Regions from separate parts of the Homo sapiens genome. Here regions 2 and 3 are each linked to region 1. A link is a loop called in an ENCODE intact Hi-C map of the cell type or tissue named here. Cell type or tissue: IMR-90. All regions are shown on one strand.

Region 1 (8,000 bases):
TGTTGAATATTCACAGCATTCATTGTTTCCCAGGTTTTAAAACATACATAAATTGTCATGCTGTGTTTTCCAAACAGTGTCACCACAAGCGGTATGTGGAATTAACAGATCTTGAGCAGAAGTGGAAGAACTTGTGCCTGCCGAAGGAAAAATTCAAAGCGCTCTTACAACTGGATCCTTGTGAAAACAAAATCAAGTGGATAAACTTTTTAGCGCTTGGATGCAGCATGCTTGGTGGGGTATGTACCTATAAACAGCATATTAATAATTCTGTGTCATCATGGTCCCAGCTTAAAAATAATTTAGGTTTCAGTAACTAAAGGAAACACTTTAGTAACTTTGTCTTAGAAAAGCATTTCCCCCTGCTCCAGGCCTATTATATTAATATTTTCAGGTGTACAGTTATTTTAATTTACAGAAATTATTTATGAATGCCTCAATTTAAAAGTTAATAGTAGATGAAAGATATGGATACTATTAAAATATATTTAGGTTTTAGAAGAAAATGCATCAATGACTTTTTAAAACTACAAATCATTTTGTAAACTGATAACTGTTTTGCTCATCTGTGGAAAGAGGCATACAATTATTTTCTACTTTAGTAGAAATCTATTATTATTATTTATTTATTCATTTTTTTTGAGATGGAGTTTTGCTGTTGTTGCCCAGGCTGGAGTACAATGGCGCAATCTCGGCTCACCGCAACCTCCGCCTCCCAGGTTCAAGCGATTCCCTGTCTCAGCCTCCCGAGTTGCTGATAGCTGGGATTACAGGCATGTGCCACCATGCCTGGCTAATTTTGTATTTTTAGTAGAGACGGGGTTTCTCCATGTTGGTCAGGCTGGTCTCGAACTCCTGACCTCAGGTGATCTGCCCACCTTGGCCTCCCAAAGTGTTGGGATTACAGGCGTGAGCCACCGCGCCGGCCTTAGAAATCTATTATTAATAACTAATAGATACAGTGAGATTTTGCTGATGTTTGAGTATAAGCCAAGCAACTTAGGAATAAGACATGATCCTCCAGGTGACGAGGCGAGCCTGGGAGGTCGGGGCGAGAAGGGAGAGGTTGGAGCTGGGATGATGTTGGCAGGGCTTCCTTTGCAAACCCAGAGTCAGTCTTCTCAGCTAAAGTCTTGCTGTGAGACATGGTGGTTGGGTGAAGGAAGAGTAACCAGGCATCTGCCATGTGAAGCTTATGAAGAAAGGAGGCAGAGAAAGGAGAACCAGCTCCCTTTACTACATAGATGAACAATTTGATTTTCCCCCCTCCCTTCAGTCTGTGGCCCCAGTGTGTATAACTGGTCCTTGCTTCACAGCCCTCACTCAGCTTTGCTCCATGCACAGAGCTCTTTCATTCCATTTTCATTAAAACAAATTACTTGAAATGGGTGGTGGTAAACACCCGCAAGGCTACCCAATGTGGCCACTAATGCACCAACAGTCACTTCCAACCACCTGTGGCCTCCTCCCATGTCCTGTCCCCCTGCCTGGTGGCCTGAAGCAATGACATTTCTGAAGTTCCTGCTTCTCGCTTCCTGACCTCTGAAACACATGCTTCTATGTGTCCCGCAAGAGGTACACTGTGGAATTTTAGTTGGTTTTGACTTGATGAAAAGACATTTGTGTTGTCAGTAATTTTCTGAAATTTTCATCCTAAATTATATGACTAGATGTATTCATCTGTACATCACAGGCCACGTTGTTCATTCCCTTCCTTCGCCATGTCACATCTGAGTGTGGCGCAGTTCACCAGCTCTGCAGATGGCCCCAGTGGGAAGCTCCGTGCCCTCAGGGAGTCGGGTGTGGTGTGGCTGTAGAATGAGCAAGAGTTTTGTTGTGTAACTGCTCAAAGGCAATGGAGGTGCTTCCTGTCAGCCCCGGGCTAATTGTGCCAAGGCCTGGATGTTGGCAGGCATGGTACCCTCCAGTAGCAAGGACAGGTGCAGATGGCACCAGGGGAGTGTCTCAGGGGTATTATCAAGATAGACAAAGGCAAATACTTTTAATTATTGGAGACATTTTTATGTCACTTTGTTAATCTGGAACTCTGTGAAATCTATCTATCTATCTATCTATCTGTCTATCTATCTAATCTATCTATCTATATCTGTATCTAGCTATATGTTTTTTGAGATGGAGTCTCACTGTGTCACCCAGGTTGGAGTGCAATGGTGTGATCTTGACTCACTGCAACCTCCCAGGTTCAAGTGATTCTCCTGCCTCAGCCTCCCGAGTAGCTGGGATTACAGGCATGCACCACCATGCTCAGCTAATTCTTGTACTTTTAGTAGAGATGGGGTTTCACCATGTTGGCCTGGCTGGTCTTGAACTCCTGACCTCAGGTGATCTACCAGCCTCAGGTTCTGGGATTATAGATTACAGGTGTAAGCCACTGCACCCAGCCTAAAGTATATGTGTGTGTGTGTGTGTGTGTGTGTGTCTGTGTGTGTGTGTGTGTGTGTGTGTATTTTTTTTTTTTTGAGACAGAGTCTTGCTCTGTCACCCAGGCTGTAGTGCAGTGGTGCGATCTGGGCTCACTGCCACCTCCGCCTCCCAGGTTCAAGTGATTTCCATGCCTCAGCCTCCCAAGTAGCTGGGATTACAGGCATGGACCTCCACGCCTGGCTAATTTTTTGTATTTTTAGTAGAGACAGCGTTTCACCATGTTGGCCTGGCTGATCTTGTACTCCTGACCTCAGGTGATCTGCCCGCCTCGGCCTCCCAAAATGCTGGGATTACAGGTGTGAGCCACTGCACCCGGCCCTGAAATCGATATGTTAACAATATAAAATTGTATGCAATGTTTGAATTAATGTTGGTGGTTTCTGCCTCTAAGCTTAGTTGTAAAATTTTGATTTTAAAATGATGAGAAAGTAGAATAATTCATGTTTTTGGATCCATCTTTATAGTTTTCACCTTCCTAATTGTGAAAATTAAGCACTAGATTTAAAACACAATTGAATCTGATTTGAAAAATAAGGCCTCTTGTCCATGTAGAGTGTGTGACACTAGATGGAGACATTGTGTTAAGGATAGAGCTTGGCCGTCTAAGCTGACTCCTGGGGAAGAGACATCACAAACAGCACACATTCTTTTGGGTTCTTCCTATCATAGAGAATAAATTGACACCAGGAATCATGCTGTGCATCACTGCGGGTTCCTGCCTGTCTCCTGACTTGAGCCACCTTTGCCAGCAGGACTCCAGATTTGCCCTTGACTCCTTCCATAGGTGCTGGAGGCCTCTCCTGGTTGTAGAAAGCCACAGCCACCCTCTGCTCTGGTCCAGTGCGGCTGTAGACTCAGGGTCAGGTTCAAGTGTGGAAGCTGACCTCTCCTCCCTCAGAGGAGCGTGTGCTCGTCTGGGGTCCATGTCTGCTGCCAGGGATGCCTGCTCTGCCCTGGCTCCCGCGGCCCACAGAGTGCTGAGCACGAGTTCAAACACCTGTCTCGGGGTGCGCTGGGTAGACAGGAGGTGCTCGGACCCTCCAGGCCTTGGTGTGGACAGTTGTGTTGTTGACCTTGTTGGCCCTGGGTGGCTTGGAGGTGTGCTAAGAACACAAAGCTGTGAATTCAAGGAGGGGTTTCTTCATGTCGTTCAGCGTCATAAGCGTTCATTTTTATGCTTTAAAAAAATACCTTCAAAAAGGAGGAAATGAAGTGCGATGAGAATAATTTGTAGTGGATTACCACCTGCAGAAGTTTATTTCACATAGGATGCTGTGTAATTGGTGGCTAGCCGCTGCCTGCGTGAGCGGGATAGATGTCGTTCCTGCTCCCTGCATCTATGGCGGGGGCGTGGCTTGTGGCAGGTGTACTCTCTGTGCTGTTTACATTTATTTATCTTAGAAATCACTCTAGTCAAATTCATCGAGTTGAAGATCTCTAAAAAGACTGGAAACCTCTGCTTCAATTTCTGAATCATACATACCATTCATTCCACAAATGTTTACTGTGCATTATTTTGTGCCAGGCCCTGTTCTAAGTGCTGCAGGTTCTGGAGTGAACAAAACGGGCAAACATCACCAGACTCTTGGAGCTGATGTTCTGTTATATCCTTGAAGCCCTGAACACTGCTCTACTTATTACATCAAAAGCTATCAATTCAGGTTAAGGGGCACTGTGAGCTGCCCCAGGCAGGTGAACAAGGACATTAAATTGCCATCTGGATGTTAAGAGATTCCTGTCCTCTTTCTCAATGTTTTGATGTGCTTGCATGGTGAAATGACCATATTTGTATGTTGTGGCTTTTATTTAATTTTTTTTTTTTTAAGAGACAGGGTCTCGTTCTGTCACCCAGGCTGGAGTGCAGTGGCATGGTCATAGCTCACTGCAGCCTCAACCTCCTGTACTCAAGCGATCTTCCCACCTCAGCCTCCCAAGTCGGGATTACAGGCATGCAGCACCACATCCAGCTAATTTTTTATTTTTTGTAGAGACAAGTATCTTGCCATGTTGCCCAGGGTGATCTCAGTTCCTGAGCTCAAGCAGTCCTCTTGTCTTGGCCTCCCAAAGTTCTGAGATTTATAGGTACAAGCCACAGAGCCTGGCTGACTTTTATTTTTCCATTTCTACAATGCCATTAATGATCCTGAGCATTAAAGCTGTGGATCAAAATGTTTTGTTTTGTCTTTTAAGCATGGAGATCTTTTTTTTTTTAAGATAAGAAAATTGTGAACCAAGTCTTTCATCCCCATACTGACACTGACAGAGTCAGTCTGTCATGATCAAAACAAATCACATTGACTTTAGTCAGGCTTTGAAACGCATTTGAACTTTCTTAGTCACAGAAGCATCATTCTTCGTTTACAACCACAGATGCACACGTGTCTAACGCAGTTTTCCATCTGAACACGGTGCACGCAGTGGGCATGATTTCTAGGGTTTAACCGGGTGCGGGAGTGCACAGAGCCCTGCGTGTGTATTCTCTGGAATCCTCCCAACAGCCCTTTGAGGAAGGCACCATCAGGATTGCAGGCTGGTGCCCCAAGGCAGAGAGAAGCTGAGTCACAACAGGTGACTTGGAAGTGGGGAGAGGGGAGGATTCCTCCTAGTGGCTCCATAGCCCAAGGAATGTGCAGCCCACAGGTTAGGACCACCTTATTCAAGTTTACGCCTGAGATTTCCTGTCTCGGAGAAGAACAACTCCTCGGGACGATCATCAAAATCATTTTGTGTCCTGAAGTGATTCATCCCCTGGAAGGCATTCAACCTCGGCCTCCTCCTGACAACACACACTTTGGAGCTCTCAGAACATCGCCCCATCCAGCTGTGCTACAGCATGTCAGATTCAGTGACTGACCTATGGTGGTTCCCTGTTGGTCCGATGTGACAGCCACCTGCGCTGCGGCAGTGACAGAGGCTGCATCCTGGCTTACTCCTCGCTGCTGTTTCCTTCCAGGTTTCCGCAGCTAGGGCTCGAAAGCCCATTCGGAAGTGACCAAGAAAGGCCAACAGAATTCCTCATAGCCCCTGCAGCCCGTGAGAAGAAGACACAGCCACGCCCCCACCCCCCAGTGGGAGCCTGAGGCCACAGGCGTGTTTAGGAAGCTGTCCCTGAAGACGAAGGAGCCGCTCAGGCTCCTGACTCCCCTGGCCCCAGCTCCAGTTCCCCTGATTGCTCATGTCCCTCCCTCTGTGGGAAAGAGGCAGGGGCCACGCTCCCCTGACCAACCTTGCCCTGTCCGCTGGAGATTCCCATGGGCCGCTGATGCGGGCCGCTGTGGCCTCCCCATCCCTGTCCTGCACAGGATATCACACCCCAGCCACGGGGTGAACTGCTCCTTCCCATTCAGGGCCTCCTACCCTTACCTGCTGTCAGCCCCAGAAATGGTTTTAAATTAGGAAACTCTAGAGGATAATAGAATTCGATGAAAAGGCCCTTAAGCTCTTGAAAACGCAGTGCTGGGTTAGAGGCTTTTAAAAACCAGTGCTCGGTCAGAGGCTTTTAAAAACCAGTGCTGGGTCAGAGGCTTTTAAAAACCAGTGCTGGGTCAGAGGCACAGCTTCACTGGAAGTCCAGTCTCTACCCCCAGCACAGGCAGCTGTGCCTCAGAGGGGGACCTCCTTTGTTCTGATTCTGTGTAAAACGGGCCTATTTTCATTTCCATGCCAGCTGAGAGGTGCCCTTGGGGAGGTGTGAGGTGACTGTTGAGGGGCCTCATATCATCATGAGAGCAGCTATAATTTGGAAACTGAAAAACCCCACAGAGTTGGCATGCCGAAAATGCCCGGAAAATAGTGGGTGCCCTCGTGCCTGTGCTCTTCACTCATCTCCACTTGAATTTCAGATTATGGATCAGGTGTAAATACTTGGTTAAAAACTAAGTGTTTGGCTGGGTGCAGTGGCTCACGCCTGTAATCCCAGCACTTTGGGAGGCCAAGGCGGGTGGATCACCTGGGGTCAGGAGTTCGGGACCAGCCTGACCAACATAGTGAAACCCCCGTCTCTACTAAAAATACAAAAATTAGCTGGGCATGGTGGTGTGCACCTGTAACCCCAGCTATTCAGGAGGCTGAGGCAGGAGAATCGCTTGAACCCAGGAGGCGGAGGTTGCAGTCAGCCAAGATCGCATCACTGAACTCCAGCCTGGGTGACAAGAGTAAAACTCCATCTCAAAAAAACAAACAAAAAAATAAGTGCAGCTTGCCAGTCACCTCTGCCCAGCACATATCGCACATGGGAGAATAAATCAGCCACACAGCAGACGGCAGCATGGGGCAGCCATGCCAAGGAGAGGGTCTTTTGGCTGTTGTGCAAGTGACTGTGCCACCCACAGGCCTTTGGAATTGAGAAACAAATGTTAAGAAATGTGACTCGCAGCACAAGATGGAGCAAGTTGCCTTATGAATCCTTCTGGATATAAAAATTGCTGCAGATCTTATTGTCAGAAACGTTGACATGGGTAGTGTCATCACGCCTTTGCAGAGGAAGTGATGCTCGAGTGTTTTGATGTATTTTTCCTTAAATACCGCTTCCTCTGAAGCCTTGGAACGGCGCGTTACACAGATCTCATCTGCCTGCTCCATCCACGCCAACTCCTTCCTTTCCGACTCATCCTTCCTGAGGCCCCGCAGTCCTGCACACGGTGGTGACGGACTTCCATTTGTGTCCAGTGTAAAAGCAAATCCCATCATAACAACATGTCTTTGAGAGTTTCAAGCAAGGAACATGGATTGTGAAATACACGACTCGGCTTTGAGCAAGTCCTGTCTTGGGGACAGTCTTTTAGAGGAGCCACGTGTGCAGTGGTCCTGGAGCGGTGCCTGCAGCTCCACGGAGCAGGTTCTGCACTTTTCCTAGAGAGAGCATCATGTTGCCCTGGGAGCTGCACTCACCCCCTAACCGTGCCGTCCACCTCGGCAGCATCAGGTGCAGCCGCCACCAGCACTGCTGGCATGGGAAGGGGGTGGAAATGGGAGGAACTGCCCCATCAGGCCGCTGGGGACAGGGAGATCAGTTCTGTTCAGGGCTCCATCTCCTGCAGCCAAATATCTGGGTCCTCAGATAGGCGACGTCTGTGCCCCAGGTCTTGTTCCCAGAGCCCGCCTGGCGGCTGCTAGACATAATAAAATGGAGTAGTCACTGGGGTGAGCTCAGAGGCCCACCGGCTGTGCTCCAGTCCTGGCTGGGTGACTTGGGTGATTGCTGAGCCCCTCTGGGCCTGGCCAAGGTGTCTGTCTGCTCCTCGCAGTAACCACACGAGGTGACTGTCATTATTCTCACTCCCAGAGGAGGACAGCGGGCTGTGTTATCAGCCTTGCTCTGACCATGGTGTTCTGTAGGGAAGGCTCATTTTGTCCCATAGCCTGGAGCGGCCTCAGAGCCCTTTCCTGTCCCTGAGGATGTGGGGTTTATTCCTGACACAGCCACTGTGGAGCTGGACAGTCCAGGCCTGGCTTGCAGCGGCCCTTTCCCTGCATCTGCAGCTCCCCCGTGAGGATGGTGCTCCACCCTGGCCCTCCTGTGTTTGTTTCTTGCGCTTCCCTTGGAAGCACAGCCC
Region 2 (8,000 bases), 650 kb after region 1:
CAGCCAACAGTTTCTGTCATTCCATTTCTAAAACTGTATAGAATTGAAAATATGTATTCTTTCATTAAGAAGGTAATGCTCAAAAATTTTTGGAAAAAAAAGAGGATATCAAGCTTCCCAAGATAGAAGGTTAAGGGACTGCTGAAATTTAGACATGATGCTTTTTGATATGGTCACCATCGGCACAGAGCATACATAATGGCCCCTGTAAAAAAAGGTCTGCTTAGGAAGGAAATAACATATGCGTGGGGCTGTGCTCAATGTGTATGTTACAAAGAAAGAAAAGGAAAAAAGCCTTTCTTTGGATTTGCTTTAAATACTTTTGCTTCCATGCAGGGCTTAAATTCTATTTAAAAGATTTTTTTTTTTTTTTTTTTTTTTTTTTTTGAGACAGAGTCTCACTCTGTCACCCAGGCTGGAGTGCAGTGGCACAATCTTGGCTCACTGCAACCTCTGCCTCCTGGGTTGGAGCAATTCTCCTGCCTCAGCCTCCTGAGTAGCTGGGATTACAGGTGTGCTCCATCACACCCAGCTAATTTTTGTATTTTTAGTAGAGACGGGGTTTCGCCATGTTGGCCTGGCTGGTCTTGAACTCCTGACCTCAAGTGATCCACCCACCTCGGCCTCCCAGAGTGCTGGGATTACAGGCATGAGCCACCGCACCCGGTCTATTTAAAAGAGTTCTATCTCAGTTGGGTTTGAGAATGAAAGAGTGGAAGCCATTTGCTCCTTATATGAAGAGAAAGACGTAACTTAGGGATAAAAACCTGAAAGTAGGCTGGGCACAGTGGCTCATGCCCATAATCCGAGCACTTTGGGAGGCTGAGGCAGGCAGATCGCTTGAGGTCAGGAGTTTGAGACCAGCCTGGCCAACGTGGTGAAACCCCACCTCTACAAAAATACAAAAATCAGCTGGGTGTGGTGGCGCACACCTGTAATTCCAGCTACTCAGGAGACTGAGGCAGGAGAATCACTTGAATCCAGGAGGTGGAGTTTGCAGTGGGCCAAGATGGCGCCATTGCACTCCAGCCTGTGTGACAGAGCAAGACTGTCTCAAAAGCAAAAAACAAAACAAAAAAACCCCTGAAAGTAAAGATGTCAACATACTATATTAAAAAAAAAAAAGACTTTGTAAACATGGGGTTCTTTAAGTTATAGAGAGTCACAGGAGTACTCTAATTATCACATTCATAAAAGCCCCCTAATGAATGAGAAGAATTACAGGACAATTTACAAGACTCTTCTCTGTGAGCCATCCTGCAACTGCCCTAGTCTCTGATCTCCAATGCACTGGGCTGGGTACTGAGGAGACACCAACAAGGAGCAGTCAGGGAGTATGGAGAAGGATTTCCATTTCAGGAGAAGTGCTAAAATACACAGCTCCTCTTTCCACCTGTCACAGGCTTCATACAGTCTCCGCCAATCAAGTTTGTGTGCAGAAAAGACCTTTTACTGCTGAGTCGTATCTTCAGAACATAAACAGAAAAGGCTGGCTTCACCAGCGGAATGCACCTCTATCACCTAGATTTCTCTACTAATTAGGGAGCATCACAGTCATTACATATGTGCAGGCTCACTTTCATTTTTTAAGATATTTCAGTGAAATAAACAACAGACCAGAGATGCTGCAAGATAAAGGTAGCAGATCTGCAGCATCAGGGAAACATTCTGATTTTAAGATCCCACTCTTTCCTCTCAGGGGAAGTCACACATTGCAAAATGTAGGAAGAGAAGATGGCTCTAAGTAGGTAAACTGTCAGAGAATGTTCTCTCAAGCAGGGTTTGGTTTAATTAAGCTGCAGCCAGCACTATGTACTTTAAAAAGCAACAATAAAAACCCAAGTCCATCCACCGTCTGCCACTCTTGCTTGGCTTGCTTTGAACAGCAGAGTTATTACATAATTTGCCTTTACAGTGTTTCATGGCCACTTCCAGCTTTTGGGGGGTTAAAGGTGGAAGGATAGAGGTGATGGGTATTCAAAAACTCCAGTTAACTGTAAAAAGCCAGCGAGAAATGATTCTTTGTGTTGATTCTTAGGAATTTCAAAGAAAACGGTAGTGCGGGTGTCTGAATCCCCCAGGAGCTGTTCAGAAGACTTCGGCTGCAGCTGAGGCTGAGGCTGTGCAAAGAGGGGATAGAGTTGATGGCTAATTAGCTGTATTTATGTGGCACTGCATTGTCTCCAGGCTCTCCTTGCAAAAGACAGGAGGGACTTTGCATTTGAGAGATTAGAAACCCGCATTAAAGAGGCAGGATGAGGTGCTGTCTGAACAAAGCGTTAGGGCAAAAGAGATTCAGGAATAGCCTTGCTGATGCACCTCCTCCTGTGGGGGGCCACGGGGCCCGGTGAGCACACATCCCTCAGGAGTGAAGCTGGTGATGCTGCCTACTCCACAGACTGGCATCACGAGGCCGGCCACTGTGCTGTGCCCCACAGAAGACAGCTGTCAAGGCTGCTCCATATGACTGGGCCTGCCTGTCCCTTCCCAAAGTCACTGTGATGGAACCAACTGGGGCATCACTGATGCTCATCTAGAATTCTCTCTGCTCCTAATTTGCCATCCACATCTAGGGAAACCTGGGACATGGCCGTCCCTGTTACTGCCTTCTAAAGGGGCTTTGTCCCTGACGTGCCAACCTCCTTCAGATAATCCTGTGGTCTTGGTTTATATGTTTGGTAATATGTCCTTCGAAGGACAATCTAGTCCAATGGTCTCAACCAGGGCAATTTTAACACCCAGGGGGACAAGCGGCAATGTCTGGGGACATTTTTGGTTGTCATGGCTGTGGCAGAAGGTGCTACTGGCATCCAGTGGGTAGAGTCCAGGGAGGCTGGCAAATACCCTGCAATGCACAGGCCGGCTCCCTGGAACAGAGAGGTATGCTGCCCCACATGTGACCAGTGCCGAAGCCGAGAGGCCCTGGTGAAGTTGTAAAAGACAGTATTGATGGTGTGGAAGGCTGAGAGATAAAATACAATTAAGAAAACTAAACGAGACACCTGAAACAGAGTTTTAAGTCTATAAACTCACTGAAACTAAAATAGCAGCACTTTTAGGTGATGGGCTATATCTTCCACTAGAGGTGAGAAAGAAGTAGAAGAATATGGTTCATCCATGGATAATGGCAGACGAGAGTTGCTGCGCAAAAATGCACAGCCGTGATCTTTGCAGGCTCATGAGATATGTTGCTTCCAGGACATGAAATATCATGCCTTGAGTCAACAAGCTCCCAGCATATGGTGAGGTGAAGGCCGAGGGAGACTGTACTCGAACCAGCCAAGAGGAACGGGCGGCAGCTGAAAGAAGCAGATGGTTAGAAAGGAAATGATATTAAGCGGCAAAAGAAAGAGTATGGTTACTAATGAGAAAATGAAAACTGTCTGGAAGAAAAAGAAAAACAACCTGTGATATTAGGAAATGAAAGCCTAGGAGCATCCAAATGTCATGAGGAGCAGATGCATGAAGTGATAATAAAAAATCAAGTCCACGAACAGAAACTGTCACTGACATTTAGAGTGATTAAGATAAATTCTGGTTTGCGTATTGAGAGTCTTAAAAGCATGCATTTGGTCTAGCTATTTCACTTCTAAGAATGCACTCTCAAGAAGTGATTAAGGGGGTAGGTGAGATTTAACTACACAGATGTTCATTACAGTTTACATTAGTACAAACTTGGAAGCAACCTGATTTTCTAGGAATAGGGGATTGGTTCGCCACGTCATGGTATTCCTCTACCATGGAATTCACAGTAGCTCCTCCTCATTCCAGTGTGAAGAACTGCTTACTGGCAAGGAAAAAAGTCAGTCTGTGTCAAATGATAAGCTGTCATAAAGTGGTCAGCAAAGTGACATAGAGCAGACTTGTGCCTACACCTTCCCGCCCATCAGTGGTGTGCCAAAGTGGGCAGTGGGGGCTGTCACCTGGGGGCAGGTAATAAGAGGCTGCACTCTTTGCAGGGAATGTACAGGTAATGAAATGAATACAAGTTGGGTTTTTGTTCACTACCATGTGCAGACAATGCTACACGATTTCACTGGTAAGAGACTCCTCCTCACAAGGAGAGCCCCCTACTCACTGCACACCCTGAATGGGCCACTACATGCCTTTTTTTCTTTATTAAGAGAATGCCCAAGGTTCACCTAGGGTCATAGTTGTCACAAAAGACTACAATCCCCAGCCTCCCTCGCAGCTCTGGTGCCACTACGAGCCAGTCTAGGCCACAGGGATGTAACAGTGATGTGTGCAACTTCTGGGTGGGGTCCTAAAGGAAAGGATACTCCTGTCTTCTTTCCCCCATTTCTGCTCCTGAACTGTGGATGTGAAGAGCCAGAATCGTGACCATGGGGAGGAAGGCAGCACCCTGAAGATGAGAGCCCCATAAAATACAAGGAGCCCACCTCTGAAGACTCAAGAGACCGGAGTTCTACATCAGTGGAAATACACTTACTAACTATAAGACCTTATGAATTTTGCTGTCTGATATGGCCTCTAACAGAAAAACATCTGAAAGGATATATGCCCAGATGTAAGTTGTAACTATGAATCTCTCTAGAAGGAGGCACGCTGAAGGTGTGGGTATTATTTTCTTCTTGGAGGTTAGTGCTATTTTACTCACATATTATTTACATGTTAACTATGTAAATGTATACCTAGATATTTATCATTAATATCTACTTTGTCTGAAATGAGAAGAAACTGTTAAAGTTCAAATCTCCATTGTGGTCATTTTAACTACTAATAAAATTCATGTTTGTGCTTTGGGATATGCATGCTGTTTATTTAGCCCTAGAGTCTCACTTTTGGGTCAAGAGCATCCGAATGACATAGCAGGCAACGTGTGAGGCTCTTGAAGAAGTGGTGGCCAATACCGATATCCTGAAAATCCAAGAAAACCTTGTAGGTGGTGGGATTTCATGATTTCTCATAACACCTTCAGTGCAAAGAATTTGTTTAGTCTGGCAGGATCAAAAGTCCTGCTTCTCCAGGGATACTTTTTGACACATACACATATACCTTTGTTGCATATAAACTTAAGTTCTTAGATGATAACAGTAATTTAGATGGTGCATTTGTTTTGGTGGTGATTGCAGATTCAGAATACTGACTAACAGTGAGATAAATGCAGCACTGTCATGAGAGGCTGGGGAACAGCTCAAAACACAGGGAGGGAAGACTGCGGAAGACGCTTGGCTCACAGCAGCCCTTGGGGCAAAGTCTCACCAGGAAAGAAACAGATGAGTCTGGGAAAAGTCACAGCTATGAGCATCCACCCACAATTAAACCCACAGCAAGAGCTAGGGGCCACCATAGGCCACAGTGTAATTGGGGCCAGGCATTGGGCTAGAAGTCACAGACCGAAATAAGACCCACAGAGTCCTTTGCCCCAGAAAATTCGCTCTCTTTGGGGATCAATTGCTATACTTAACCCATAATATGATAATAACTAGCAGAGAAGTTTAAATAAAATTATGGAGAAGTAGATTAGGGAGTAATTGTTTACTTGAAAGAAGTCTTGGAAAGATAGAGGGGATGTTTTATTTGCTCTTGAATGATTATTCTCCAAGTAGTGAGTGGGGAAAGGGAGGGCCAGGCAGTGGAACAGCATGAACAGAAGCGTAGAGGCTGGTCTGCGGGATCCTAAGACAGGCCAGGAAAGAGTGCGGGCAAGAAGCCTTGAAAGTTCTTCCAAGACATCTCTTTCATTGTGGGAAAAATAAGGGGGCATTGAAGTTTTACACAGAGGCCCATTCCTACTGCTTTTATGCATAAAACAGCACCGTGTATATCACAGGTGAATCTTCCAGTCATTTATGCATTTGGCATCTACAACTTAACAAAGAGGTGAAAAAGAGCAAAAATATTTACTGTTAAATTGACTACAGTGCACTCAGTTGTGAAACAAAGATGATCATGAAAGAAGACCTACCAGATAAAAATAGTGGATCAGAATCCTGTTTGAATTGATAGGTTTGTCTCCTCACCCATGCAGACAGACATATATTTTTTACCCATTTAAATTAAATAACTTTAAATTGATTTATAAGCTAAAAAGGGAGGTTTTGGATTCCATCAGGTCCTGCTTATTTAGTTTTTGTTTTTCTCAGTGGCCCTCTGCCCATGGTCAATCTCACACCAACAGCGCCTTGAAGAAGGTCTGACCTGACCAGCAGCTGGTGGAGGACAATGTCCCGTCACCTCCAAACCACGCTGAAACAGTACCCACCTCAGGACACCATCACAGGATCGTTGGCCATAGACCAAGGTGAAAACAAACCAAAAAATGCTGATTGCTACAAAAGGTGCAAAAAGTAAATGAATCCATTTTGTCTCCTCCTATTTCCCTGGACCCCAATCTTCGGATTCCCTCCACCAACCATGCAGTGACAGTCTGCTGTCATAAAGCCCTGCTGAGGGCAGAGAGGGTCCTTCTGGGGGAGACGCGCCTTCTTGGCAGATGACATGCTGACTGTTTCATGGGAGGTTTTGTCCAAAACGGACTAGAGAAACTAGCAATTCCTTAGAACTCAGCAACAGGCACACAGCAGATGCAAAAATGGATGAGTTTGCAAGGACCTCTTAGACCAGAAAGTGATGCATAGAGTGTCAAACACTTCTGCACACAGGAGCTCGTAGTCTGGTGCTTCTAGACTAGAATGGCCTAGAAGTCTGATACTTCTAGTATGGTTCAATAGCAACCATTTCTTGAACTAACAGCATGCATGCATCATATTTTTGTATCATATATTTTCTAGAATTATCCCTACAGGGATTTTTTTTTAAAGTTTCTGAGATTTTTCTTATAGCTAAATTTGACATGCAGAATATTATAGTGTCTTTTTAAGGTCAAGAACACCAATGCCAAAGGTAAGGGTCAACATAAATTTCTGGACTAGAAAAAGTTCTAGAGGCCATCATTAAACCAATTATTATTTGTATCACTTTTACTCCTGTTATAATATTTGGCTCCTCTGTCCTGGAAGGTCTGTGTTGTAGACTAGATAACCTTTCATTTTACATAATGTCTTACACCTTTCAGTGAGGTATAAATTTCTCTGAAAAAAACCATACACTTTTATAAGCATACATTAACTTAGTGCCTTTATGAACATTATTTTTTAAAGGCCATTTGCAAAGATTACAAATGTAATTTTCATTGTAGAAGATTTATAAATACAGAAGTACAAAAGGAATCAATCATTATCTTCTCTTGGATCTTACTCTGCTTTTTCAAGAAACACATATATTTTGTACAGGCAAATAGCATTTTGTATTTGCATATGACATATTATACAAAACTGGCCAGATTGTATCTGTATCATCTATACCTATATCTATGTACGCACCTGTTTTTATATTGCTTTTTTTCACTTTACTTGTGAAACTCTCTGTAAGCTCCTTGATGAGATAAATCAGTTTCCAGGCCCTGAAGTTAACCGCTGTTCCAGTGTTAGCAAAGGTGGGGATGCTTTGTCCTCCCATCGCTCCCTGTCCTGGTGGGGCCTGTGGTGAGGGGTTTGGTCTCTCATGGGCTCCCCAAGACAGGAGCAGAGACTGTTCTGATGCATCAGGGTTGTGAGTTGCTGCCTAGCGGCCTTCGTTTTGCTGCAGGGGAACCTACTTCCCGCTGCAGCAGGTGAGGGCCATTCTGTTCTCAAGAGGCCTCCAGCTCCAGCTCAACATTGTTCTGAATTCACCTGAATTGTTCCCCACGGCCAAGCTTCTAATGCCATCCTGTGGAAGGGCTGTGAATTCTCTGTTACCCCATTTCCAATGGAAAGTGTGAGACTGAAAATCTAAATGCTTCGAAACCAGCGATTAAATACATGATGGATCTTTGGCCTCCCTCTGTCTCTCTCTGTTTCCCTTCTTATACCACATCTCCTGTTCCACCCATCCCTGTCACCTGGATGGCATCAAATCCAGCTCCGACAATGCCCTAAGTAAATGTGTGAATTAACACAGCGCCTGCTCAGAGGTGGAATGTCAGAGCTTGCTAG
Region 3 (8,000 bases), 400 kb after region 1:
TATCTTTCAATTACTTTAGGATTCCAAGTTCCTCTACTCCTTTCTTTTTCCCTAAGGTGATCTGTGTTCTAGCAAACATGGCAAGGAGGCAAATGTCTGGTCTGGGAGTTGACCTCGGGCCAGTGGGCAACAGGCTGTAATTGGTCCAGGAGAGCTGGGCACTCATCCTTGTTGGCTCTGTCCCCACCCAGTTCTTAGCTCAGCTTCTGCAGATTCAGCCATGACTTTGTCTAGTTCCTAGTTTGGGCTGCCCACATAGTCCCTGGCCTTACATCATGGTCACCTCCCTACCAGGCACACCAGCCCTCAATTCTCAGCTCCCTTTGGCATTCGAATCCAACGTTTGGGGACTTCTGGGTTTCCACATCCTGCAGGAGTGAGGGTGTTGGGAGGATGGGTCCTCTCGGCATCCTGTCTGCCTGAATCATCTCTGCTCCCATTTCTGCATTATAGGAACCAACTGTGATGGTTAATTTTATGTGGCAACTTGATTGGGCCAAGGGACGTCCAGATATCTCACCAAACATTCTTTCTCCACAGTCTGTGAGGGTGTTTCCGGAAGAGATTAGCATCTGAATTGGTGGACTGAGTCAAGCAGATGGCCCTCTCCAATGTGGGTGCAGGCCACCCAATCTGTTGCAGGCCTGAGTAGAATAAAAAGGTAGAGGAAGGGAGGGTTCTTTCTCTGTGTCTTCTTCTGACTGCTTGAACTGGGACTTTGATCTTCCATCCTCAGCACTCGTGGTTCTCAGCCTTCAGACTTGAAATGGAAATCACAGCACCAGCTCTGCGCTTCTCAGGCCTTGACCTATACCATTGACTCCTGGGTCTCTAGCTGTAGGTGGCATATAATGGGACTTCTCAGTCTCCACGATTGAATGAGTCAATACTGTATTATCTATCTATCTATCTATCTATCTATCTATCTATCTATCTATCTATCTATCTATCTATCTATCTGTCAGTCATCTCTGTGTGTGTATATCCCCTATCTGTTTCTCTGGAGGGCCTGCCTAATATAATACACCACCATATGTGGCTCAGGAGGCAGCTTCCTCCTGGATATTCAGGAAAATCAGTTCTGCTCTTGGACCCTCAAGCCCTCAAACCTGCTGGGTGTGATCTCAAGGGAGGGTGCAGGCCTCCCCCTCCTCTCACCTTGCTTGCTTCCCTCCTGTGAGATCTGCAGCTCCCACCCAGGAGGGCTATTGTCCTCACCATGTGCCGTGGTTTGTTGAGCTCTTTGCTCTGGGACCCTCCTGGCTGGCTCTTGATGTTTCTTGAAATACAACAAAAGATCTTTTTCCTCTCACCTGTCTGGATTTTATAAATGAAAATCATGGTCTTTAAGACCATGCCTCCAAGACCAATTAAGACCATGTCTCAATTGCCAGAAATTCACTCCAAAGGTCCAAGTTCCAGAGTTTAAATACATGTACTGGCTTCCTCATTGGGTCAGCTCTTCCCTGCTGCCACAGGCCTCAGACTTGCGGTTTTGCTTTAGTGGAGGAAGCACTGCAGGGCAGAGACAAGGAAAAGAGTTCCAGAGAAGGAAAGCCACTTGGTACTATTTCACAACAGGATCTGGCTCAGTGAGCCACAGCTACTCCTCCAACCACAGAAGCGCCTCCAGTCTTGCTCCCCATGTGGGATGGCCATTGCTGTGGGGTTTGCAGGTTGCTTGACACCTTTGTGGAGCCAAACTCCACCAGCGCTACTGAGAAGTGCAGCTAGTAGAAGGAACTGTCCCTTCCAGCTTAACTATCCTTTTTTTAAGGCCAGTTGGCCCCAGGTGGTCATTGTTCTTTTAGCCTCTGAAAGTTGGCCTCAGTGTTTTATTTCAGTAGCTTCTTGTCAATAAACCAACACTGAGTTCCCTGCAGTGTTGGCCTAGGCTGTGGTGGCCCCTGTGGGACTCCTAACTCATCCTCAGTGCTGTGAGTTGAATGGTCTGCCATAAAGATGTGTTGAAATTCTAGCCCCTGGTGGCAGTGAATGTGACCTTGTTTGGAAACGGTCTTTGCAGATGTGATTAGTTAAGGATCAAGATGAGATCTTGCTGGATTAGGGTGTTGCCTGAACTTAATGACTGGTGTCCTTATAAAAAAAGGAGAGGACACACAGAGACCCAGACTCACAGGGAGAAAGCCACACAATGATGGAGGCAGAGCTGGCAGTGAGGCATCTACCGGCCAAGGGACACCAGGGACTGCTGGGAGCTGCCAGGAGCTGGAAGAAGCAGGGAGGATCCTTCCCTGGGGACTTTGGAGGAGTGTGGCTCTGCTGACACTTTGACTTTGGACTTCTGACCTCCAGAACTAACAGAGAATAGGTTTCTCTTGTTTTAAACAGAAATGTTTGCTTCTTTAGTGCGACTTTGTTCCAGCAGCCCTAGGAAACACTCAGGAACCTCAATCATGACCCATTTCTCTGCACTCAGTCCTAGGTTCAGACACTCTAAAGGCTTGAGACATTGCAGGGATCCAGAGGCTGCTAAATAGAGAGTGGACCCCTCCTAGGTCCCCTTTCCTGGGCTGGTGTCCCCAGCTGTTGTGAGTCTGGGCTGCTGACAGCTCAGACGGCTGTCCTCTTTAAGAAGTTTCCCCTGTGGAACAAGAGCTGCCTCACCCAGGAGGCTTCACAGCACCCCTAGTGGGGTGGGCAGCCCACAGTCAATGACTGGTTGGCATGGGACAAAGGCTGCTCTCCTTGTGCAAATGGGGTGCAGTTCCTTGTTCCTGAGCTCTCTGTGGGGTCAGGCTGAGGGTCCTGGCTACCCCCTCCCTTCCAGTGGGTACAGTGCTCCATCCTCTCTGTGCCTCCGAGGCCTGGCTCAGGTTTGGCCTCTAGCGAAGCTGACCTATCACCATCAGATTGGAACTCCCTGAGGGTAGGGCCTATGTGCTTAGTGGCCCTCTCCTTTGCTGGGTAAGGTGTGGCCTAAGGCAGGGATTCTTAATCTTTAATGTGCATGTGGAGAGCTTATTTAAACGCCTCTTCCTGGGCCTAACTCCAGAAGAGTCTGGTCCCGAGAACTGGCATTTCTAATCAGCTCCCAGGTGCTGCTGCTGCATTTTGAGACTTACTGGCCTAAGCTCTGTGGATTAATGGGATCTTGTCGGGTCGGGGCAGGCCTGGTGACCGAGAGGACAAGCACACCAGAGGTCCACAGACATTTGTTTGCATGTGGGATTTTTGAGGCTGGGCAGAGAATGTAAGGAGTGTGTGTGCAGGGTTGGGAGTTGGTAGGAGATGAAGAATCTGTTGTGGTGTTTTCAAAGGTGGATTCCTGGGCCCAGTCCCCTGGCCTGTGTCTAAGCTCTTAGGAGTGAACAGTTGTGGGTAGAAGCCTAAGGAATTGTTTATCTCGAGATCTTTTTGAGATGGAGGGGTCCCAAAAGCCATTCCATTAGGCAGAAGAGGCAAAGCTTGACTAAGAGAAGAAAATTCTCACATGTGTGTGCCTGCACCTGTCACTGCATGTATGTGTGCGCCTGCACCTGTCACTGCATGTATGTGTGCATATGCAGTCATGTACATATGTGTGCCTGCATACATGCACCAGAGCACGTGCATGTGTGGCCCCAGGCTTGCTGAGTGCTTTCTGCTTTACTTGGGCAAGGCAGAGCCACCACCAGCTGCAGTGGCTTCCCACACAAAAGCTGAGATAGCCCCACCCTGACACACACATGTGAGTCGTCTCTATTTGAATTCTTCCCTCTGTTGTGCAGCAATCTATTTTTGTATGAGAGCCCTAGACTCATTTGTGGTTCCCGAAAATTTGGGGTTTGCTGTTTCCAGCCTTCCTCTCCTGCAGCGCAGCCGCTGTGCCTGTGTTTCATCTCCCTCTGCCTTTGCCCTGCCGATGACACAGAGGGAAGCTTAGAATTCTCCCTGCTTTGTGGTTCTATTCACCTCTGTGATCAGTTGTTTTGTGGCTATAGTTACTCTACTTTGCAGAAAGGGGATTTGAATTCTTTGGATTCTTTGTTCACAAACAAACCAGTGCCAGAGCCACTGCCTCTTCGCCGCCTGCAAAGTGCGCTGCGCTGCCTGCCAGCAGGGGGCGGGGGTCCATCCTCGTTTCTATCAGATTCCCGGACACGCTGCAAGCTCCGGGGTCCGTCCCTGTGTGTGCCTTCCTCTTTTGTACAAGTTACAAAGGAGGGGCTTAGGTTCAGGGTCGACTTAATCGCATTCCTGTCCCTGGCACATCCCCATTAGCCCTCTGAGATGCTGCTACCGCTACCTTTTCTGTAGTTTTGTCCTTCCTTGCAGCCCCCTCTCCATGTCCCCATCCTCCATTGGTACCTACTCGAACATATTCAACAAGTGTTTGTACCTGCGGGAGATGGGAATGGAGCCCCACCTGGACCCCCTTGCCAGGTGGTGAACCTGACACTCTGCAGCCCTGAGCGTTGGCTGCAGACAGCTCACAGCTGCGGGGGCTGGGGATGGTGACGGCCGCTCTTGCTGAAGGGAGCTGCCAGGCTGAGACTTTGCACACCGCTGGGTGCGGGGGAGTCCCCAAGCCAGTGCTTGTCTGATAGAGGGGACAAAAGGCCAGTCCCCTTACCTCAAGGCGAAGTCCAAGCTGGGATGCGTCAGAGCTCCAGGGGATCTTTCTAGACTTTCTCCAAACCCTTGTTCTCGCTGAGCTGCAGCCTCGCACTATTCTGGGTCCCTCCCTTACCTCCGTTCTCCTGGAAGCTTCCCTTAGCGCATCACACACACCCAAATCCCATCTCAGACTGTGTCTCTGGGGACTTGCATGAAGATGGGATCTGTGTAGAATGTGTAGACTTGTGTGTGTGCACTTGTGCCCGTGTGTGCTTAACACAGCCCCCCATGGACTGTGGATGCCTACTGGAATGATATCCTGGGCACCCACACTCTTCCCTTAAGCACCGTCTGTCTGGGCTCTATCCCTGGCACGATCCATTCATCCAGCCCGCTGCCTCTTCCTACCCATATGTATTCCAGAGGGTGCTACCACATCCTATGCAGCCACTTCTCTAGTGACGACCACTTAGGTGGCCTCTTCCTCTACATCCTCAATGGGCATCCTTGTGCATGGACCCTTGGACTCATGTCTCAGAATCTCCACATGGCCCCTGGGAGTGGGTCTGAGTGATGGGTGTGTGCAAACTTAGCTTCCCAGAGTCCTGCAGATTGCTTCCCAGGGTGCACTCATAGCCCAACAACAGCACACAAGTGTCCAGTTCCCCCACATCCTCTCCTGCGGCAGGGAGGGGCCTGCCTTCCCCTGTGTGCTGTTCTGATGTTAATTTTTCGTTCTGATATTTTTCTGTTCATTGCTAGTGACTTTTAGCATCTCTGCATGTTGGGTGTTGGCACTTCCCCTTTTGCAAACCATCTACTAACTTTTTGTAAAAGATTTATTAATTTTAGATGCTCTGTTTATTCTAGACGTGAATCCCTCGTTTTATACAATGGAAATATCTTCTCTAAGCAGGCTGTCTCTTTCCTTGTTGTTGGCATCCTCTTTCAGCAGAAATCCTTCAGAGTTGCTGCCTTATGCTCTCATCGTTGTATGGAGGTTCTGATAAGACAGCTCATTTCTATTTCACCTGTCTTTTGCTGCAGTCCTCCAGCCAGGACTCAGGTATGAGTCCACAGGGGGCTGTGTTAAAGGACACCGAATTACAGAGACCATCTTCACACAAAATCATGCTTCCCTTTCGTCCTGACCCATAAACCCTACTTTTGCTCCCTGGCCTCTCTTCTGTGAGTGGGAGTGCTTTTTCTAGAGCTTTTCCATTTTTCAGGCAGAGAGACCCCAGATGGGCCATCTCACTAAACCCTGGAGGTGCCGAGACTCACTTGAGCCGCACAGAAAACACATGTCAGCATGCCACGCGCATCCCCTGCCGTAGTGTAAGCAACAGGAGTCTAATTCCTCCATAGCCTCTCTGGAGAGGAACTTTTCATCTTTGTGCGTCTCAATAGGTCCCCAGTCATGCATTGCTGCTCTTATAGCGAGCAAACAATATTCCAGAAAATGCCCAGATGCATACACAGTGCCGAGTAGCACAAGAAGGAAAGTTTTATTTAGTGGGGTCCTCTGGGGACACCTGGTGGGCTCTCTCTGAGGGTTGGATGCATGGGTAGTTGACTCTTTGAGGAAGAGAATTGAGGGGCTGGCCGTGGTTTCCCACATGAATGACTATGAGGGGTCTGCAGACTGGGATCCCAGGGTGGTGGGCACGGACAGCGGGGCTGGCATTGCTGGCAAGACTGGCTCCCAGCCTGACAATTGCCTAGGCCTGGCTTCAGCAAGCTGCTTCTGCAAAGGGCCAGAGAGTAAATATTTTGGGTTTTGCTGGCCATATGGTCTCTGCTGCAGCTATCCAACTCTGCCAATGTAGTATACAAGCAGGAATGGGCACTGTGTGAATGAATGAACGTGCTGGGTTTCAATAAAGCTTTATTTACAAAAACAGGCCAGATTTGATCTGTGGGTCACTGTTGGCTAACTGCCAGCCTATGCTGTTGCATGTGCCTTTAGTGGAGCCGTGAGCTGATATTTTCACAAGGTTCCAAAGTTTCACGGTTGCTTTGGATTGGCTTGAATAAGGCTAAAATCACCAAAACTAAGATGTAGCGGATTTCTGATAATGTTTTCACTATACTAATTATATCTGATATATAATGGAGTGCCCAGGGCAAGATTTAAAATGGGGAGTTGTATGGGCAGCTCACCAGGATGAAAGCAGTTTGTGTTTAAGCTTGCTCTGACCCACGGCCCCAGGGCCGGCTCTACCGCCACCAACTCAAATAAGACTTTTATTACGGGTTAGTCAGAGCACGTAGAACAAATCCGCATTATCTTCAGTGCCCTGAATCAACACCAGTGTAAATGAGTTAGAGGAATGTCCTGGAGCCGAGGTCAGCGACTTTTGGCCCATAGGTCGAATGCAGAACACTGCCTGTTTTTGTGAGTAAAGTTGTGTTGGAACACAGCTATTTTAGTCCACTCGTGTGTGCTGCAAGAACAAAATAACGGGGACTAGGTAATGTATAAAGAATAGAAATGTATTTCTCACCGTTCTGGAGGCTGGGGAGTCCAAGATGAACGTGCCTGCATCTGGTGTCTGGTGATGGACTTCTCGTTGAGTGTCCCGTGTTGCAAGGTGGAAGGGCAAGAGGAACAAAGGCCGTGTCCTCACCCGGCTCCCCTTGCAGAAGTGTAAGCTGGCCAAATGCTGCCGGAAGCTTCTTTTATGAGGGTCTTAATCCCACCTAAGGGGGAGGAGCCCCCATAGCCTAATCATCTCTTAAAGGCCTCACCTCTGAATTCCTTCACATTGGCAACACCTGAATTTTGGAGGAGACACGTTTGAATCGTAGCAACCACTGTGGCCAGTCATTTGCACGTTGCCTATGACTGCCCTTGCAGGAGAATCTCAGAGCTGAGCAATTGCAGCAGAGACTGTAAGGCCCTTGAAACCTAAAATGTTTGCTGCCTGGCCCTCTACAGAAACATTGGATGATCCCTGCACTAGAGCCCCAAAGGGGAAAAGAATTATTAAGATCTGCTGTCTCTCCTTTCTGATAGTGTGGTGTAGATTTAGCTGTGACTGAGAATCTGAAATAACAGTGACTGGTACTGCCCCTGCTGCACTCAGCACTGTCTGTGGTGAACACCCTCTGTGCCTCTCATTTTGCTGCCACCACTGTGGGGCTGCCACAGGCTCTGGTGCTCTGGTTGCCTGCAACTGTGGGGTGGCGGCTTACCAATGCACTAGGTAGAGAGCCAGGCAGCTATCCTGCCCATCGCTCACATCCACGGCTCCCATCTTTTCTTCCTGTGGGTGCTGACTTGTGGAGGGAGATGTTTTCCTCAGCATGCATGAATCAGTTAGGATTCAACTCAGCTGTGAATAATGGAAAACCCAAATAACAATGATGTAAGCAAGATGGAATTTAAAAAAACAACTCATAGTGGTCTGGAAACTCCACAATTATCAGAGATTCGA

What was found. Peaks named below come from ENCODE experiments on the same cell type or tissue, not always from the same donor. Only the 100,000 strongest peaks of a DNase experiment are listed, where the experiment ranks them.
Region 2: a loop joins it to region 1, with 14 times the contacts of the local background. A loop is called at or near these places in 2 of 110 quality-filtered maps.
Region 3: it touches region 1 in a loop (9-fold over the local background); 13 of 110 quality-filtered maps call a loop at or near these places.

What each region holds. Positions count from the first base shown.
Region 1 is chr5:10,449,875-10,457,874 of GRCh38, forward strand. It overlaps ROPN1L (rhophilin associated tail protein 1 like), which reads left to right. Exons shown (of 5, transcript NM_031916.5): 3 at 78-239. Among named protein-coding and RNA genes, the nearest start is that of ROPN1L, 12 kb to the left of the region's middle. RefSeq lists an enhancer at 7,819-8,000. In IMR-90, CTCF peaks have their summits at 3,016 (motif pointing right), 6,807 and 7,957; DNase peaks (open chromatin) are centred at 3,057, 4,797, 5,197 and 7,087; H3K27ac peaks cover 587 bases.
Region 2 is chr5:11,102,613-11,110,612 of GRCh38, forward strand. The region is part of intron 14 of CTNND2 (catenin delta 2); the gene reads right to left. Among named protein-coding and RNA genes, the nearest start is that of CTD-2154B17.1, 320 kb to the left of the region's middle. In IMR-90, no CTCF peak of the experiment used is centred here; no DNase peak of the experiment used is centred here; H3K27me3 peaks cover 369 bases.
Region 3 is chr5:10,853,154-10,861,153 of GRCh38, forward strand. No RefSeq gene overlaps it. Among named protein-coding and RNA genes, the nearest start is that of CTD-2154B17.1, 70 kb to the left of the region's middle. In IMR-90, a CTCF peak has its summit at 4,051 (motif pointing right); DNase peaks (open chromatin) are centred at 3,968 and 7,938; H3K27ac peaks cover 487 bases.